Linked DNA regions of Homo sapiens: all the other regions are linked to region 4. The links are chromatin loops, found by intact Hi-C in ENCODE. Cell type or tissue: PC-9. All regions are shown on one strand.

What was found. Peaks named below come from ENCODE experiments on the same cell type or tissue, not always from the same donor. Only the 100,000 strongest peaks of a DNase experiment are listed, where the experiment ranks them.
Region 1: it touches region 4 in a loop (7-fold over the local background); 4 of 110 quality-filtered maps call a loop at or near these places.
Region 2: a loop joins it to region 4, with 4 times the contacts of the local background. A loop is called at or near these places in 2 of 110 quality-filtered maps.
Region 3: it touches region 4 in a loop (14-fold over the local background); 3 of 110 quality-filtered maps call a loop at or near these places.

The regions. Positions count from the first base shown.
Region 1 is chr4:19,687,550-19,692,549 of GRCh38, forward strand. The region is part of intron 2 of LOC105374511 (a long non-coding RNA gene); the gene reads left to right. Among named protein-coding and RNA genes, the nearest start is that of LINC02438, 230 kb to the left of the region's middle. In PC-9, no CTCF peak of the experiment used is centred here; no DNase peak of the experiment used is centred here.
Region 2 is chr4:19,485,016-19,490,015 of GRCh38, forward strand. All of the region lies in intron 1 of LOC105374511 (a long non-coding RNA gene), which reads left to right. Among named protein-coding and RNA genes, the nearest start is that of LINC02438, 31 kb to the left of the region's middle. In PC-9, no CTCF peak of the experiment used is centred here; no DNase peak of the experiment used is centred here.
Region 3 is chr4:19,981,236-19,986,235 of GRCh38, forward strand. No RefSeq gene overlaps it. Among named protein-coding and RNA genes, the nearest start is that of SLIT2, 270 kb to the right of the region's middle. In PC-9, no CTCF peak of the experiment used is centred here; no DNase peak of the experiment used is centred here.
Region 4 is chr4:19,737,286-19,742,285 of GRCh38, forward strand. The region is part of intron 2 of LOC105374511 (a long non-coding RNA gene); the gene reads left to right. Among named protein-coding and RNA genes, the nearest start is that of LINC02438, 280 kb to the left of the region's middle. In PC-9, no CTCF peak of the experiment used is centred here; DNase peaks (open chromatin) are centred at 1,926 and 2,316; H3K4me3 peaks cover 744 bases; H3K27ac peaks cover 2,084 bases.

The DNA of each region.
Region 1 (5,000 bases), 50 kb before region 4:
TGCCGCCACTGGCAAAATGCTTGAGATACAGTCACTCATGTATTCCTCAAACCGTCCTCGATGTTAAAAAAATTATAACTCTCATTTTACAAATTAGAAAATTGAGTCAAGACTATACAGCTGAAATGTGGCAGAGTTAGAATTTAAGCCAAGGCAAGCTGGCTCCATATTCAGTGCTCTTAAACACTCTACATTTTAACACTGAAGTTATACTTGGAGAGCAAGATAGCCCAACAATTTATTTTATAATATTATAATGAAAAAAAAATACCAAGTAAAATGAGCTCAAATTCTAATTGTGTCATTTATTACTTCTTTAATCTTGGAAAATGTTTAATCCTCTTAGTATTCAGTTTTTTCACCTGTAAAATGGGGATAATATTCAGAATCATCAAATGGGTTTGATGAAATAAAAATTTATGTTTTAGCAAATATATACTGGTAAGAGGTATCCAGTAGTAAACAGAACAAAGTTTATGCCATCATGGAGCTGGAAAAATTGTAGGGAGATAGACATTTTTTAAAACATACAAGTAACAGGATAATTACAAAGAATGATCAGTGAGTGAATGCTTTCCTTATCTGTTGCTGTGTAACAATACAACAATAAATAAAGGGATTCTGAAAAGGCACAGTGAAGATGGTTCTTTGCTCAATGGAATGATTTGAGTACCTGAAGGGTAGAACAACTGGGGCTGGAGAATGGGTTTCCAAGAGAGCTTCATTGCCTACATATAGAGTACCAGGACTGGGATGGCTCAAACTCACCCCGGCTCAGTGAGAATGTGAACATGTGGCATCTCCAACATGTCAAGATATCTGTAGAATTAAAATAGGAGATGTGAAGATACGGAGTGACTAGCAGATTAATTTGGAGAGTGTTCAAGGAAGCGTCTCTGAAGAATTAATGAAGAGCTGAAGAGGGAAAAGGATCCAGTCAAATAAAGATGATGAAGGATAATTCCAGGCAGAGCTAGTGCAAATGTTCTGTGGAGAAAATACGAAGCCTGGTAGGATGGGGAATGAGATAAAGCCAATGATTTGTACAGAGGCCAGATTAAGTGGTGTTATGCCAGGTTAGAGTTAGGAGCTTATTATAGTTCCGATGGGAAGCCATTCGAAGGTTTTGAGTAGGAGAATGACAGAATCTTAAACTAAAAGAAATAAATGAAAAGAAAACAAGGAACACAAGAAAACAAACAACAGGAAAATGGAATCCATCCTCAATTTCTTCTGACTACATCTGCTATAATCCAACTTCAGTATCTTCACAGCAGATGCTACTTACCAATTATCTTCATCTTCTATGCTGATAATTTATGAAATAAAATATTTGCCTTTAATCTCCAAATAATATGTGTACACCATGTTTACAAGATTAGTATACATCTAAAATGGGAATGAAATATTTGGGAGTTGCTGAATCTCATAAACTAATACTGATTTAACTCCAAAAATAGACAAAAGCATTTCATTCATGTGTCATTCATTCAAGCATCCATTCACTAAGCGATTTTTCCATTGATCTCCAGATATCAATAAACCAGTATCATAAAAATGAGTGTGACAGTTTCTGCTTGCATGGCATTCCTATGACACACAGTAATTTCCCTTTCTTTCTTTCCTTCTTTCTTTCTTTCCTTCTTTCTTTCTTTCTTTCTTTCTTTCTTTCTTTCTTTCTTTCTTTCTTTCTTTCTTTCTTTCTCTTTCTCTCTCTCTTTCTCTTTCTCTCTTTCTTTCTCTTTCTCTCTTTCTCTCTCTTTCCCTCCCTTCCTCCCTTCCTTTCCTCCTCCCTTCCTCCCTTCCTTCCCTCCCTTCCTTCCTTCCTTGCTTCATTCCTTCCTTCCTTTCTTTCTTCCTTTCCATCTGATATTCCAAAGCAGAAAACACTGAAGATTTTTTGGAAAACTATATGTCCTGTAAAAAATACACTTAAACTAATTAAAATGAAATTGGTTTCAAGTCTTTGTATTTTGACCCAAAAAGGTTTTGCCATAGTCATAGAAAAAGATCTGCATTTGGTGCTTCTAACAAGTGTGATTTCAGCAAACTGAAAATGGAAGTATTCCTTATGGTCTTTCTGTGCAGAGTATTTGTCCATTGTCAACAGTCCTCAGGAACTGGATTCCTTCCATGTGAAAGAAATTCCAAAATGCAATACATTCCTTAGCTTCCAAAGCAGAACCAAAAGTCTAGACAATCGTTCTCGGTGAATGACACATACACACACAATTTGCAGAGAGGACTGGTGACAAATGTCTTAGCAATTTTTTTTCCAGTTTGTTGTTATCTCTCATTCTGTACCTCATTGGAAAATAACTACAGACTTTTCAAGGCAAATATATTCGTCCAGATTTAAAAGCTAATCATTTAAAGTCTAATATTGGCCAAAGTGAATAATTGGTTCTTTGTAATCTATGGATGGCTTTCCAAATGAAACTGATCCTTTCATTATCATATCAACCATAAAGTTATTTGTGATGTCAGAGTCTCAAAACCAATATTATTGGAAGTCAATTTTTTATTTTTGTTTTTTTCTGAACCATACATTTAAATATTTGAAGCTAAGTTTTTTTCTATGCTATCTTGACTAAAATCATGAATGCAGAATTTATATCAGTGACCATTCCCCCCACAACTTTCCTCCCAAAATTCATGCAAGCACCCAGACTCACATTAAACCTTCCATGCACAGCCATAATAACCATGTTATTCTACTTCCTGTCTGTATTGCTATATTAACTAGTGGTTTAGGATATGATGTCTAGAGTAAAATAGCTGGGGCCCATTTCTGTCTGCACCTCTTATTTTCTGTGTGACCTTAACTTCTGTGTCTCAGTATTCTCATGGAGACATGATGCCAACATTATGTTATTATGATAATTAATTTAGTTAGTATATGTAAAGTACTTAGAAGTGCCTGGAACACCATTAATATTTAACCAATGCAATATTCCTAGGAATTCAGTTAGATTTTTTTTTCTGTTGTTTTGTTTTGTTTTCTGGGTTCTCATTTTCCTTCTTAGTGTCCCTGTCTGCTTTCTTGTTTCCAAAACTAGGATTACAACCTCTCATTCTTAATAACATACATAATATGGTGTATTATTATTATGTATGTTCTCTTATTTTGCTCCTTTGTTAAAGGCCACTGATAGCTTCACACCGAAGTTCAACTATTTCCTGCATATGAGGGAGACTGAGGAGCAAAGAGAGTGTTGGAATCACCAGCATTAGAGGTGCAGGGGGCTTTCCAGAGGACAAAGAACTCTGGGATGTAATCCATGGATTATTGTCATAGAGGTATCTGACTAGGTATCAAAAAGACTTTCAAACAGTCTGTTCGTAGATCCATCAATTCAACATGAGGGTCAGAGCAATGTGAGATATCAAAACATAAAATATAATTCTCTTGACTCTAACAAGCTTTTAGATGACTGTGTATATATGAGGGGGAGAGGAGAGAATGATAAATCAACTATCTAAAAATTACATTGTGTTATTAGTTTTACGTCCTTCAAGAAATACTGAAAGAATGACAGAGGCAGGAACAAAATTTGTTCACCTAAAATAGGTGAAAGTAGGAGCAAGGAAAGGACATTGAAAATATCTGAAGATTAAAGAAATGTTATGGACCAATATGGGTATAGAGGAATAGCAGAAAATATATTAGATGAAGAGATATTGTAGTTTGGGATGGGAATGAATGAGGTCTCAAAAGTGCAATTGGTGTCCGCATTAGGAAGGTCAACAGATTAGAAGGCCAGGTATTTCTTAGCTATATGTCCAAATATATTTGATAAATACTGTAGACAAAGACCAGGCTCTCTTAGCTATGTCATTATGGTGAGGATTGTTTTTGAGAACACAAAGCCAGAACCTGTCATTCTAGTGACAGCTACTCTGACCTTACTCAAGAGTGCAGAAAAGTCTAGCCACTCCATTTCAAATCAGTTTTAGCCCTTACACTTTGGCAGCCAAAGCAGTATGGCATGGCAAAATACAATATTTTCCACAGTGATGCTGACCAGGATAAAAATCAATTTGGCTGGAAAGAATACACATTTTTCTAGTTCTCATAACATAATTAGAAATTGATCACAGAATAATACATGTAGCACAAATTTTGAGCACAAATTCCCCCAAAGCTTGTGCTCATCAATGAAGATGCAAGGATTAAGGATGCAGTCACACATTTGGGTGGCCTGAAGTCAGATAATCTCTCTCATCACAATTTTCCTGCCTATAGTATTGAAACTGATCAACAGTGCATCAACAAAACATCCTACTTCTGTTTCTGTGTCCTCTAGACAGAGTCTTCTATTGTAACTACAGATTGGACCAAGAGGTGGGATGCTAGATCATGTAGGCACTTGATTTATCTTTGCACCTCCAATACTCAACATGATAAAAGCAGAGATAAGATATTCAATGGAGTTTTGTTGAATTAGTGACTGAGTTAATAAATTAATGTATAAATTGATTGTTGAAAAGATAGAAAAATGAATGATTAAATGAATAAGTGAAAAACAAATCGTGGGTTCTTCTAAGATTTTTAATGAGATAATGAATAAATGAGTTAATGAATCAAGCATTATTTCCCCTAATTACTCTTCCTAGTAGATACTGTGACATGGAGAAAAAAATCTATGTTTTTTACAGTTAAGTCAGGTGCAGTGAGCTGGCTACTTTTGTTAAGTATGCTTGGGGTTCTGCATATTTTTCTGCCTCATTGAAGACAGGTTTGTTGTAAATGTTACCTTTATACTGATCCTTGAAGAAGGCCATCCAAAAATAGCCCAGCATGACAAGTTCATCATGCTGTTTCCTTCACTTCCCTAGGCTACTCCCCTATGAAAAATATTTTGATTTAGTTGGTTCATTTCACATGATGGCAGAATGAATTGTCATTTTATAGTGGACATCAGCAAAAGGATAAGAATTTACCATTAAAACAGAGTGAAACTGAAACTATTTTCGCCTCCCTCTGCTATCCTTGAAGA
Region 2 (5,000 bases), 250 kb before region 4:
GTATAAATATTAAAATCAAATTATCAGACTTTCAGAATAACATGTAGGACGATAGATTTTTGTTAGTAGCAGAATGAATTATTTCACAGAAACTGAGAACAAGTCATAAAAATTAGACTCTGGTAAATAAAATAAATAACTCCTACCAAAATGAATACACAAATTCAAAATATGAATCATAGGCTCAGAGAAGATATTTGCAATGTATATTAGACAAAGATTTAGTGGCCACAAAACATTACACCATTCTGCATGTTGTTTTTGGAAACAAACATCCCTTCTCTCACACACAAACACAAAATGGTTGAAGCATTTATTAGATACTTCACATAATAATAGAATTAAGTGAATAAAAATTATGAAAAAGTATACAAATTTACTAATAATCACGGAAAGGTGAATACAGACAATAAAATACTTATATCTACAAAATTTAAACAATGATGATAACAAGGTAGGCTATTGTGTGGAGAAAGTCTTATAAGTTAATAATTTGTGGAGGCACATGCCCTATAAGCCAGCTGTTCCACTTTTTGATTTAATCACTAAGAGAATGTACCACGTATCTACATGTATTAACTTCTGAAGGTTGCCGTAATAAATTAAAACAAACTGGGTGGATTAAAGCAGTAGAAATGTATTCTTTCAAAATTCTGAAGGCCAAAAATCTGAAATTAAGGATAGTTCTTTGTGGAACTCTGAGGGTAAGTCTGTTTCATGACTCCCTTCTACCTCTGGTGGATGTGAACAATTGGTGGCGTTCCTTGATTTGCAGACACATCACTCCAGTCTGGCTTTGTCTTCACGTGGTGTCCTCCTCTGTGTGTGCTCTTTGTCTAATTTCCCTCTCTTCTTACAAGGACACAGTTATTAGATTAGGGTCCACCCTAATCCATTAGGCCCTTGTCTTAACTTGGTACATCTGCAGCACCCTTATTTCCAAACAAAGTCATGTCCTAACATTCTGTGTGAAAATGAATTTGGGGGGACACTATTCAATCCAGTACACCACACAGAGAAAAATGTATAATAAAGTTTATCACAGCCCTCTTTGTCAAGGAGAACAATTTAAAACAACAGAATGTCCACTTATACACTAATGGATAAAAAATAAGGGCAAAAGACATATAATGGTTATACAGGTGTTAAAACCAGTGACTCAGACATATGAATATCAAAGTTGATAAATATTAAAAACATATTGAGTGAAAGAAAGAAATTGTAGGATATTCGACAGTTTTCTATCTGATATGTAAGAATAATGAATACACAACAAAACATAGTGTTTAATACATATGAAATAAAATATACAAATATGCAGTGTTACCTGCACATCAGTTTTAGGTTAGAGGTTATCTCTAAAGTGGGAAAGGGAAGAATGAGATCAGGAGTAAAGAAATCCTTTGAATATATTTATAATATTTTTCTTATTTAAAGGAGAGGAGATTTGGAGCAAATGTGTTGAAATGTTAACATCTGATACAGTTGAATGGTCAGTATAGCGCAGAGTTTCTCAACACCTGCACTACTGGTATTTGGCACAGGATTCTTTGCTGTGTGGAGCTGTCCTAGGCATTGCAGATCATTTTGATGTTTATCAGTTTGCCTGGCCTGTGTCCACTAGATGCCAGTAGCAAACCTTCCCCTCACCCCCAGTTATGACAATCAAAAATGTTGCCAAACGTTTTGTTCTGTGGATAAAAATCAACTCCGGTTTAGAACTACTGGTGTAGAGTATTCATTATATGTTTCTGTTTGTCTTTGCACATATTTAAAATATATTATTGTATATTGTGATAAAATAAAAATGTATTTCTTGCATACTAAGTTTTAATAAAAAATAAAGGTAATTATCAACATATAAACATATATAATATAAAGTATGCCATGTCATAAATTCAAGATATAAAAAATACTTACATAATAAAGAAAATTTGCAACTAACTTTGAGCTGTTTAAGATAGGCTACACTAAAGAAAAAATGTGTTGGTTTCACCTTTAAAGATGTGTAGTATTTTATAAGTTTGAGAAGTGTGGAATACCATTATAAGCAGGAACGGCAAGGGAGCAGAAGCTACATAATTATTTTACAGAATAATGAATTCTTCTGTGAAACTGAAACATAGAGTCTCAAATTTTCATGCCTTCAATGGCAATAGCATATGTGTGTAGAGCAAATGGTTGTAAGAAATTTTAGAACAGTGCGGCCTACAACAGATTGGAGAGGGCACCGAGCAGACCATGCAAAACAAGTTTGAGGGCAGATTCAGTCCATATTTTTAATTGCCCTTGTCTTAAAATGTATGGAGGGAACTACTAGAAATATGCTGGCAAGAAATAATTGATACCATTAAGAAACAGTCATTTAAATTAATATTCTTGTAGAATGTTGACACGTTAAAATTGCTTGAGTAATATACAACTTCATGGATTAGACATTTTAATATGATTAATATATCAATGCTCCACAAATTAACTTGCTGATTAAATGCATTGACAAATATAATTCTGGCAGGATTTTTGAAAAATTGGCATGATGACTTTGAAAATCCATATGAAAATGCAAAGTATCAAGAACAAATTTGGAGATCTCATACTGCATGTCTTTGAGAGGTATTGTGAAGCTATCTGATCATGAAGTGTGATAGTGACGTAAGAATCATCAAATAGATCAGTGGAACAAAATGAACAGACCAGCAACAGAGCTACACTTATTCAGTCCTTTAATTTTCTACAAAGCTTTCAATATTATTCAATTTGTATCAGTATTTGTCTTTTCGACAAGCGGTGGGATAAATAGATACTATAACTTGACGATCTTTACATTATAATATATACAAAACATAATTCAAGACACACCATAGACCTTAACATAAAAGCTAAAACCATAAGGTTTTTAGAGGAGAACATCAGAATTTCTTTGTGATTTGGAAATATGCGAAAGTATCCCAGACTAGAAACAAAAAACAATAATAACAAAAAAACTGACAAATTAGGCTTGATCAAAAATTTAAAATAAATCTTAAAATATTTTCTAAGAAAATGATTCCATTAAGCAAAATAACAGGAATGTTACAGATCTAGAGAAAATACTTGCAATACATATATGTCATACTGAGAACTGGTATTGAGGATTTTACGTAACTTCTACAAATCAATGATAATAAGATTCAAAATGAGCAAAGAATCCAGAAACTCCACAACAAAATCTACAGAAATAGTCAATAGGCACTAGAAAATATGTCTATCACAGTAATCTGGGAAATGACAATTAAAGGCATAACTGGAGAATCATCAGCAATAACAATGACATATTTTGAGAGTAAGTGGATCAATTGATATTCTCACACATTTCTGGGAGAAATGCAAAATGTTAAACTCTTTTAGAAACAGGTTTGGACATTTTTATTTATTTATTTTTGTCAAGGACTGTGTTCTCTATTAGAGAAAGATCAGAAAAGGGTCTTTTGTTTCTGCAACACTATGAATATTTTATGTATACCATTCAATAACTTTCCAGCAGCAGTTGCTTTTAACATGTTAATTTAATGCTGAAGGCCATGCCCATTATAAAATCATGTACTAATCTCTGGTGTGTATTTGAGTTTTTATATATTCTGAAGAGTGTCCCAAGAAATGCACAATTAGAACTACAATTAAAAATTCTCTGGGTAAATAATCATATGTCATATCTGTGTTATTATTTTTTATCTATATACTATGAAGAATTTTTGTTGGATAAAACATGCATGCTCTTTATTATATTCATATAGATAAGGTATGTTAACTATTTACTTAAAAGTATTTGCCTTTTCATAGACTCAAATACCAGGAGGGCAAAAATTGTGTCTTGGTCACATTTGTTTCCCAGTGCTTAGAAGAATGTCTGGCATATAATAAAAACCCAATGAATATTTGCCAAATGAAGGAATATGACAACCAGAATCGAATAGCTGCAAGACTATAAATGTTTATGAGTTATCTGTGTCTTCATTAAAAATGACATTTTAGGAGGCCATGTGGCTTGCTGAATATCTGCAGTTAATATATACTATTTTGCAAGAAATTATAAAATATTTTTTACCTTTGTAGATTTTTTAAAGTTTAAATTTTTCTTCAAATATTCTATAGAGCAGGAATTTGTATTTGCATCTTTTAATAATGCATGCTAATTACAATTTAGGGACATGAAGGCTTATATAAATGCTGAGTAAATTTTATATGTACACATTTCCCATTCAAATGATTTTCATAGCTCATGGGGCATTCAGTTAAACGCAATCACTCTTTATGTTTCATGGAAATGGAATGGGATCTGAGAGAGATGCATTTTTTTCCTCACCAATTCATTTCTCATTATAGTTCAGCGCTATATTTCTTTAATACAATAAGAATTGCATTTTGTTGTTGCTGATTTTCTTTATACCTGTTATTTTCTACAGTATTATTGGGAATCAAAATCTTCTATTTTTATATTAGGTTTTTTTTAATTTAGTTTTTTCTTGGACAATTTAGGTCATTTTTTATATATTAGGTTTTTCTTTGGCAATTTCTACTAATGCAGGTGAACAATATGTGATGATTGTAGGATTGCCAAAATTAGATCTCTACATAACAAGAAGTAAGTCATTTGTTTCCATTATCACTTTTTAACAATTATGCATGCATAGGGATTGAATCTCACTTTTAAAAAGTCAATTTTTGATCTTGCAAATGTGTTTTACTCTCCCATTGCCTGATCAGTGGAGGTTTTCAGTAGAAAGTCAAAAGAGGAAATGACTGCTTTCATGTTTTCTAATTAAAACACACACACACACACACACACACACACACACCACACAAACACATACATCTGATTTAAGAGGTGGCCTCAAAGAATTGCAAATAGCTCTTATAGTTAGAAGAAAAAAAGAAATAATTACAGTCTTTTTCATAATTTCCTTTCAAAAAATGAAGGTTAAAAAATATTGTGTTTCTGGAAACTTAAGTAATCATGCTTA
Region 3 (5,000 bases), 240 kb after region 4:
TTCTTCTTAACAGGAATCAGCAAACTTTTAAATATAAAAGGTCAGATAATAAATATTTTAGGTTTGGAGGCCATATGGTATCTGCTGCAACCACTCAACTCTTCTATTGTAACATAAAAGTAGCCTTAGGTTATATATAACCAAATGGACAAAACCATGTTCTGTTAAAACTTTATTTACAAAATCAAGTGGGGGGCCAGATTTGACAAGTGGGCCAGTTTGCCAATCATTGTTTTAAAGCATTGTTTTGAATGGCTGTTTTGAATCCCTTTACTATATGTACTATGTTTCTTAAGCCTTTCTAAAGGCAGAAAAAAATGTATCTTATATAGTTGCTATAACCCATAGCACTAGAAACACAGATATGTTATAAATGTCAGTTTAATTAATAAATTAACAAATGCTGATAAAGTTTAGAATCAAGATTCAAGTTTTGAAATGTATAAGAAAGACACAAATTTGAAGAAAATAGGTAATCTATTCCAGTAAATAAAGAAGGAGAATTTGGGAAGCTTTTTATTCAGTGGGCTATGAGAAAGCAAATGAAATAGGAAAACCAGAAAAGATAAGGTTGAAATAGCTAATGGACAAATAGTAGAATCCAAAGAAGCATTCTTAGGAGGAAGGATATATAGCATTGAAGTAGAACAAAATCTGGATTGGGCTTTGGTGCTCAGACCAAGAGGACTTGGGTCATAATAATTTGAGGTTTAATTTGAGAGGAGCCACTTTACTGGAGGGAAAGTGTTTGGTTCTTTGCAAAATTAGAGTGTTAAGTTGATGATGTCCACCCAAATCTAGACAATTTTTGCATTAATCTTTGGTTACAGATGTTCTTTCTTCTGAAAAAAACAGTTTGGTTCTCACTAGGTTAACTTAAATATGAGCATTCATCAGATGGGAATATTAAATCACAAGATAAAAATATTTTGGTGACTTGGGACTGTACTATTCCACACCATAAAGCAAAAATTCAAATCATGGAAGCATGCATATTTGCAAGCATTGAGCTGGTTGTATTATTAAATGTTTCCCACAATTCCTCAAAATCTATAAAAGAAAGCTATGAAAAAACAAAGGAATTATTTGCCATCTGGCTAAACCTAATTAAATACCCCTCTAGAAAGTTGGTACATCTTTCCCTTAAGGATATTATAGCAATTTTCCATTAGATGTTGTGTTCCTCCTCAATAGTTCACAGAGGCGAAAAGATAATACTTCATTCAAACAGAGACTCCTGTTGGATTGTACAGTCCAGGCCCTGTAACCTGTGAACTAGGAAAAAAAGTGTGAGCAATCCCTACAGGTTTACCAGCGGATGCAGGGGTAAGTGCCTTATGTGGAACTATGGTGATAAATGGGAACGATTCAATTGCTCAGAAGTTTGAAGCTTCTATTTAGTGAGGCCTACATAATAATTTAACACACTCCATGAAGCACTTGGAAATGTGATTTCAAAAACCCTGTTTATTCCTGGCAACACTTAGGGTCAAAGCACTCATCTGTGACTCAGAGAATCATTGTTGATACGGATTGGTTAACATCTTTATCAGGAAGAATGTAGAGATTTATCACTTTAAGAGATCTTTCGAACAGAGACCTTGCATATTTTTGTAATGAAATGTTACTTTTCATTTTCCTAGAACCTTGGTATCATGAGTAGTTTGTACATAAATAGGTGAATATTAATTCTTAACTGCTGAGCAGAGTAGAGAAAGGTAAAATGCTAATGCTGGTAGTTTAAAGTCCATCGACAGAAGATGATGAGAAAAATATAGGTGTGTTAACCAGCTTGGATAATGATAATGTAGTATGTTTTTGACATCTGAGATATTGTTTTTATTCTAGCAATGACCGTGCTCTCCCTTAACACATTACTATTACTACTGACATTTCTCCTACTACCACCACTACTTACCATTTATGGAAAATGTACAATATGCTAGTCTTTAGTAAATTCATTCCAATAATATGTATCTAATCTTTAAAATATGCAGAACACTGTGGTAAATCCTAAGTACACACTGACGTGGCATTTCCTTTTCAGTTCTAAGCCCTTTCAGAAAGTTGTTTTATGTCCACATGTTAGGCCTGAAGACGTAACCATGGGTGATTTTTCAATATTTCCATTTAACAAGTGTTCTCATAGATGACAAATACTGGAATGTACAGAAAAACATTTACATGTGCTAATATATGGCAAAGAAATGCCAAGTGATTGGGAAAAAAGAATTGGAAAAGGCTTAGAAAACTGCATGAGATGAACAGAAATATCATATTCCTTCTGTTACATCCTGAGCAGAAGCACAGGAATAATCTTCAATAAGGTACAACCTTTAACAACTCAGTGTGTTTTGAGGACCTACTATGGGCTAAGTACATACTATGTGGTGTTTTAATTATAATTCTTATTCTGAGAAAATTTTAGAAAATGTATCACATGATATTATGAAATTATAGAGAGACAATAGGTATATTTTATCCAATTTTTCTCAGTGGTAGTATCTTTCAAGCCTATAGTGTAATATCACAACCAGATATTGACATCAACACAGTCAAGAGATAGAAAATTCCCATGACCACATGCATCCGTCCTATTGTCTCTTATAGCCATGATAAAAGGCTATACTTTTGTATGTCCACCCCCTTCTTAACACGTGACATCCACTAATCTGTTCTTTCATTTAATGAATGTTACACAAATAGAATTGTACACTATGTAACCTTTCAGGGACTGACTTTTCTTACTGAGCTTAATTCTCTGGAGACTCACGTAAGTTATATCGGGTATCAATTGCTCATTTCCTTGTATTAGTGAGTACCAAGTCCATGGCATAGATGTGCCCCAGTTTGTTTAACCTTTCCCCTGTTGAAGAATATTTGGTTGTTTTCAGTTTATAGCTATTACAATTAAAGGAGCTATAAACGTTCATGTATGGATTTTTTGCATAAACGTAAGTTTTCCTTTTTCTGGGATAAATACCTAGGAGTACAATTGTGGAGTAGTATAATAATTGCAGATTTAGATTTTTAAGAAAGTATCAATTTGTTTTCAATGTGGCTGCACCAATTTACCTTCTCACCCCAGGGTATGAATGATTCAGTTTTATCCACATACTGTCCAGCATTTGGTATTGTCACTATTTTGTTTTTTTGATTTTACCCATTCTGATATGAATGCAGTGTTACCTCATTGGAGTTTTATTTTGCATTTCTTAAGGGCTCATAATGAAAAATATATTTTCATGTGCTTATTTACCACCTATATATCCTCTTCAGTGTCATGTCCCTTAATGACTTTTGCGTATATGCTAATTAGATTGATTTTTTTTTCCTTACTGAGGGTTTTGAGAGTTCTTATGTATTCTAGATACTAGCCCTACGTTGGATGTATGGTTTGCAAATACTTTCTCCAACTGTGTAGTATATTTTTTCATTCACTTAACAACTCTTTTGCAGTGCAAACGTTTTCAATTCTGATGAAGTACAATTTATCCTTTTTCCCTTTTATAGATGTTTTTGGTATTAAGATTTTGCCTAGCCCTAGATCCAAAAAGATTTCCCCGTATTTTTTCCTAAGAGTTTTATAATTTTACATTTTATACTTACATCTCTATTTCATTTTGACTTAATTTTTTAATACAGTATAAGACATCGATCAGGTTTTTTTTTTATTTCTCTGTTTTGTTTTGTTTTTGTTTTTGTTTTGCCTATGGAAGTTCACCTGTTCTAGCATCGGTTTTTGAAAAGGCGATTTTTCCTCTGTTAAACTGATCTCGTTCCTTTGGCACAAGTCAATTGGGTATATATGTTTGGACCTATTTCTGGGGTTCTCTATTGTATTCCATTGACCTATGAGCCTAATTCTCTGCCAATACCATACAGACCTGGTTATGGTATCTATATAAAATAGGTCTTGAAAGTGGGTAAAGCAATTTTTCCCACTTTCTTCATCTTTTTCAAACTTGTTTAGCTATTCCACTTCCTTAGCCTTTCAGTGTAAGTTGTAAGATAACCCTGTCTATATCCACAAAAAAATGCCATGATTTTGATAAGAATTGCACTAGACATGTATATCCCTTTGGGTAGACTTGGCATCTTTGCTATGTGAGTCTCACAATCCATACGTAAAGTTCATGTCTCTTCATTTTTCACAGATCTTTGATTTTTTAAATCAGTGTTTTATAGTTTGAAGCATACAAGACCTGCAAATGTTTGGCTATATTTAAAGCTAAGTATTTAATTTTAAAAATGTTTGCAAATGGTATTTCATTTTACATTTTTGTTTCTATGTGCTAATTTTTTATATATAGTGTGTGTGTGTGCGTATATATACACAATTGATTTTTGTGTTTATTTTGTTCTATCAACTTGCTAACCTTATTTATATGTTCTAGGAGGCTTTTTTGATAGATTTTGTAGAATTTTTTCATGTAAGATGATCATGTTATCTGCAAATAAAGGTAAATTTATATCTTTCATTCTGATCTGCATTCCTTTTATTTCTTTTCCTCACCTTATTGTGTCTACTAGAGTTTCCAGTACTATGTGAAATAAGAGGGTTGAGAGTGGATGTCCTTGCCTTCACTCTGATTCTACAGGGAAAACATTTAGTCTTTCACCGTTAAGAATCACATTAGCTGTAAGAATTTTTTTTTAATCAAGTTGAGGAAGTTCCTCTCTATTCCTGATAAGGTTTAGCTCTGTGTCCCCACCCAAATCTCATCTTGTAGCTCCCATAATTCCCACGCATTGTGGGAGGGACACAGTGGGAGATGATTGAATCATGGGGGAGGATCTTTCCCATGCTGTTCTCGTGACAATAAATGGGTCTCACATGATCTGATGGTTTTTAAAAAGGGAGACTCCATACAGGAGCTCTCTTTGCCTGCTGCCATCCACGTAAGAGGTGACTTGCTCCTCCTTGCTTTCCACCATGATTGTGAGGCCTCCCCAGCCACGTGGAACTGTAAGCCCAGTTACACCTCTTTCTTTTGTAA
Region 4 (5,000 bases):
CCATTATCAACTGCTTAGTTTGAAATAGTTACTCTTAAAAGCACTTCATGGCAATTAAATTGTTTCATACTCACAATATGGCCCTGGTAGTTTTAGTATTTTAAACATTTTGTGGAAGTTGTCAGAGTCAAAATAAATTCACTTGTGTTAACAGCAATACAAAACAAAAACCCAAAAAACAGAGCCAGAGAAGGCCATGAAGGATTATCATGCATGAATGCCTAGTAACAAAAACAATCACAAAAGACTACAAAAACCACAACCTTGCACAAAGGCCATCACTACCTTACACACCAAAAAACTGCTCAGCAACTGCTAGTCCAACTTTGGACTGATGCCACCTTTTTTTTTGTTCCTTGCCACCAAGGATAATTATCTCAAAACAATTAGGTAATACTCTATTTTTCCTGAAAAAACCTTTGTTTTCCTTTACCTCCCTGAATACACACATAGTTTACTATGACACCAGTGTTCCCATTGTAACACCTATTCCCAAATAAACAACATTTTCTTTGAGAAATTCTCGCTCTTCATTATTTAGATCAATGATTTCATAAATTAGAGAATGCAGGCATAAAGAAGTAAAAGGAATTACTTAAGTTCTCACAGATAGAGGCAGAACCAGGCTTCTAACTTAGAGAGATGGAACCAGGCTTTAACACCTAGATTCTGCTGCTTCTCTTTGCTTGCCAGTCCAATTAAAATCAATAAAAATCCAGAAAAATGTATGTACCATCATGCTCTCATAGAGATGTTAGATGCTGAAAAATATGAATCACATTCCTTATGTAGAAAACATAAAACTGCTATTCTGAAAAGAAAGCTAAGACATTATAATACATTTATGCAATATCCAGAAGAAAAATTTGAGAACAGGAGAAAGACATTTCACATTCTGAAGAGATAAATTCCAAATTGTTAACAGATAATAGGTAATCACAAATGAAAAGGTATGAGAATAAGTGCTCACTAAATGAAATACTGATATTGCATTGCTACAGTGTGGATCACTTTGGTTGTTTCACTGATAGAAAACTGGATTTTAGAACTCTCTTGGATTTTTAGGCTAATCATTTATCTAAAGTACAGACATAGTCTGGATTGATAATTAAAAAACAGAGACATTCGAACTTTAATATAAGCAAGAACTATATAATGACCATATTTATCCAAATCCTGGTTAGTGTCTGGGAGTTAATGAGCCAAAGTTTCTAAGAGTATGCAAGCTAGGCTAGATGACCCTTTGATAAGAGTATTACAGACCTAGAGGTGGATAGACTGTTTAGCCAACTAACCTGTAGATTGCCTTATAAACCAGAAAGTCAGGGAAATAATTAATTTCCTCATTCATCAAACCTCTATTGAGTATCTATGTATTCAGTTCTATATTTTCCTTAGTAGAAAAATAAGACGTGGCCCTTTTTGGAAGATCATGCCATCATTATAAATACAATATCTAGTGACACTAAAATTTTTCTCCCTGATTTGTGCATACCCTTAAACATCTAACAAAAACAAATAAATTATTGTGTTAACTTTTGTTTTTAGCAGAGTTAGGTGGGAGGAGATAAGTTTCACAGAAATTAAATGAGTCTAGTTCAAAATAGAAAAAAAAAACTATGAATCCTTAAAGATATGAACTCAATGCCAGCGGAAAAAGAGAAGAAAATGTATTAAGAATGTGACATCCACAATTCTGCTGCCAAACACGTGTGTGCATGAAGGAGGGCACAGACACTCTCACCTGGGCCTGAGGACTGAGGCTGCTATCTAAAACAGGGATCCATCTGCCTGTGAACAATGTCATCCCACTGTGTTTCTCTGACACTTCATTGACTGTGTAATGGCATTTGATATCGCTAAAACCTGGTTGTTGTGGAAGCACTGGTGCATTACAGCAGAGAGATGCATTGTGTATGATGAGTCATGCCCCACAAATTTGTGCTCAGTCTCTGTACGGTAAGAAAAAACATAACAAGATCAAGTAACAGAGAACTGGGGAGGGAGAAAGTTCTCATTGCAGGCACAAGTACACCGCCACTTTGTGCAAGGTAAAGAGGGCTTACACACACTCAGTTTTCCACAGAGTTCTAGTAACTTTCAATAGTACAAATCCTGGATCCGATGTTAGTCGAATAATAATTCCAATGGAGGAAAAAATACTTTTCATCTGTGAGTCGCTTTTCAGAAGGGATAATGTCTAAACCTTGTTAGCCTCTTCCTGGTTACCCTGAGGTTTGGATGTTTGCCAAGAAGGAAGTAGAAGAATAAACATGACCAAGGCAAAGAGTTCGATGAGAAACCCTCAGAATTTTTGGAGAGAGAAGAGGAAAAACAATCTGAAACATGAGTATATCCAGAAAATCAGTTCATTTATGTAACCCAAGATGATTGGCAGATATTTTCTGGCTTTCATGAGTCAATCCTCAAACAAGAAAATGGACACACCTCAAGGGAAAAAAAAATCCTTGAAAGAAAATGTATATGTGACCTTCTTTACCCTCCCATTATTTTTAAAGGGAAAAACCATTACCTGAGACCACTGTCATGGTTTGACAAAGCAAATCTGCTTAACACTCTTCAAATTCTGTTTTCTATAGAGTGAGATACCAGCATCTTTCCAGGACATCTGTGAATCCTCTAAGATCTGGCCCCAGCCTCTTTTCCGTACTTCTTTCCTTCCAAAATTTCCTTCCATCTCCCCTACACTTCAGCCATATCCCTCTATGCAGGGTGCTCAAAGGAGCCTTTTCACATTTTCTCCTTTGGCACATGCTCACCTCTGAATGGCATGCCTTCCACACCTCACCCACTTGGCAAAATCTTCTCTTCTCTCAAAGCACAACTCGAATAGTCCCTCTTTATGGAAAGACATCCATGGGCAGCACCTACTCCATTTCACTTTATCGCGCACTCCACTTTTTTCACCATTTAATAAAAGCAAAGCTTTTTTTGCATTTACTTTGGACCAGTCAAAATTACAAGACCCTTTTAATATATTAACTCACTTAATCCTAGCAACAACCCTATGGAGGAGGTACTAACAGTATCTCCATTTTACAGGTAAGGAGACTGAGGCACAGAGAGTATAAATAATTTTCCAAAAATTGCATCACATGTACAAAATAGAGCTGGAATTTGAACTCAGTATATGCTGACTAACTAGTTCTTTGGTTTATATCCCAGTCATATATTCCATCATACTTGATTTCAAATATTTGTTGACTATTGTCTGTAGTTAAGTGTGAGTGTCTTGAGGGCAGGGTCTGAGCTACATTATGTGTATGTTGAACATCTTTTGCAGAGACTGCAGATAGCAGGTACTGGATAATAAATAATCAGTAAACCAGCAAAGCAAGCAAGAGTAGAAGGAGTATTATATAGGTTTTGAAGTAAATAATTAAAGATGACAAATCACCCTAGAAATAGCATTTTCTGATTTGAAAACTGTTCCAATTTTGGGTTTGTGCATGCATTTTTCCCAAGTAAGGCAGAGGGCATGGTAAATGACATAACAGAATTAAGGAGGGAGCAAAGAGAAATGGAAAATAGTGATGATCTAAGAAGAGTAGGGAGAGACTCCCAGATTCAGAGAAAGACTGAATTCAGAACACACTGCTAGCCTGGAGAAGACAGAGAGTATCCCAGCGCTGGCTACAAGCTCATCTCTGTCTGATGTTAGGCTCTGATAACCACAGGTTTCAGGCAAAGGGAAGTACTGGGAGGGTTTTGTTTGAATGAGCTGATTTGCAGGTAGTCCATAGTCGTTTGGATTGAAGGAGAAGACCAATGATTCTCTCCCTTGGGGGAGGCAAGGAAACCTTGATGACTACGTCAGGCCTCTGCCTGGCCATGAGGACTAGATCCAAGCCATAAGGAGAGGAGGCTCCAATAGTCCTTTTACAGAGGACACTTTAAGATACTTAATACAAATATATGCTGCTTCAGGGCAGGGGTGATAACCACTCAAATGGACAGAAGACTATTCTCCCCATTTAGTTGAAAATTAGAGTTTTACATCTGCCATTTAAGACCTGCAGGACATTGGCAATGTGTGCATTGGAGGCACTGGCAACGTCCTCGTGTTTCCCTGAAGAAGAACCTTTCAGCAGCAATTGTACCCTCTGTAGGAAGGGATATTTCAAGAGTGTCTCTGTTTCTTCATCACCCCCTTTCTTGCAAGTCTTCCTTATTAAAAGGCTGTTATCTGCTGGATAGGAATGGTGAGAGCCTGGCATCACTTGGTTTGTGTTTACCACTATGTACAATTTCTATACCACAAACGCAGTGGGCCACACCTTCCTGTGTATTCTTTGTTTTTCCGTGTGTGTGTGTGTGTGTGTGTGTGTGTGTGTGTGTCTTGAACTGCACATTCTTAGTGAAAAATGTGGTCATTTTGAAGTCATTTTCCATGTGTTAAGCAGACTGACCATGGCTTCCTGCTGGTCTGCTCTCTCTGTTCAAACTTCTCCACTTAAAGTTCAATGCATAATAACATCAGTCTTTCATTGGGGGATCCAGTATTTTAAATAACAGAATGATGGATGGGACCACCGCTTCAGCCTTGCGTGAAAACTGCATGTTTCAATCAAAGTATTAACAAGTTCATGATGTGTTTCCTGTTTGGCCCCTCATGGGTATTCTCCCTGTAGAATAGAACCTGGAAGGAGGGAGGGTGGTCCCGTGGCATATGGGAAGCCACAAGGAACATCAGCCGAGAGCACGTCTGTAACAGTGTGCTGGGCCTTCACATCCACACTGCAGTGAGTGTTCACAAGGGAGCTGCAGCAAGGAAGGGAACTAAGTACAGAAACTCTGGGAGGTGCGCCTGATGACAGACACGTTCACAAGCTCATGAACTGGACTCTCAAACACAAGTGAGAAGACTTTGCTGGGAACTATGTGAGCAAGCAAGGGCCAAAGTCAGCAATATATGGGTTCAGTACTGAAATTAATATCTCATAAATAGCCAAAGACTGGTCAGGCCTGGAGAAATGCAG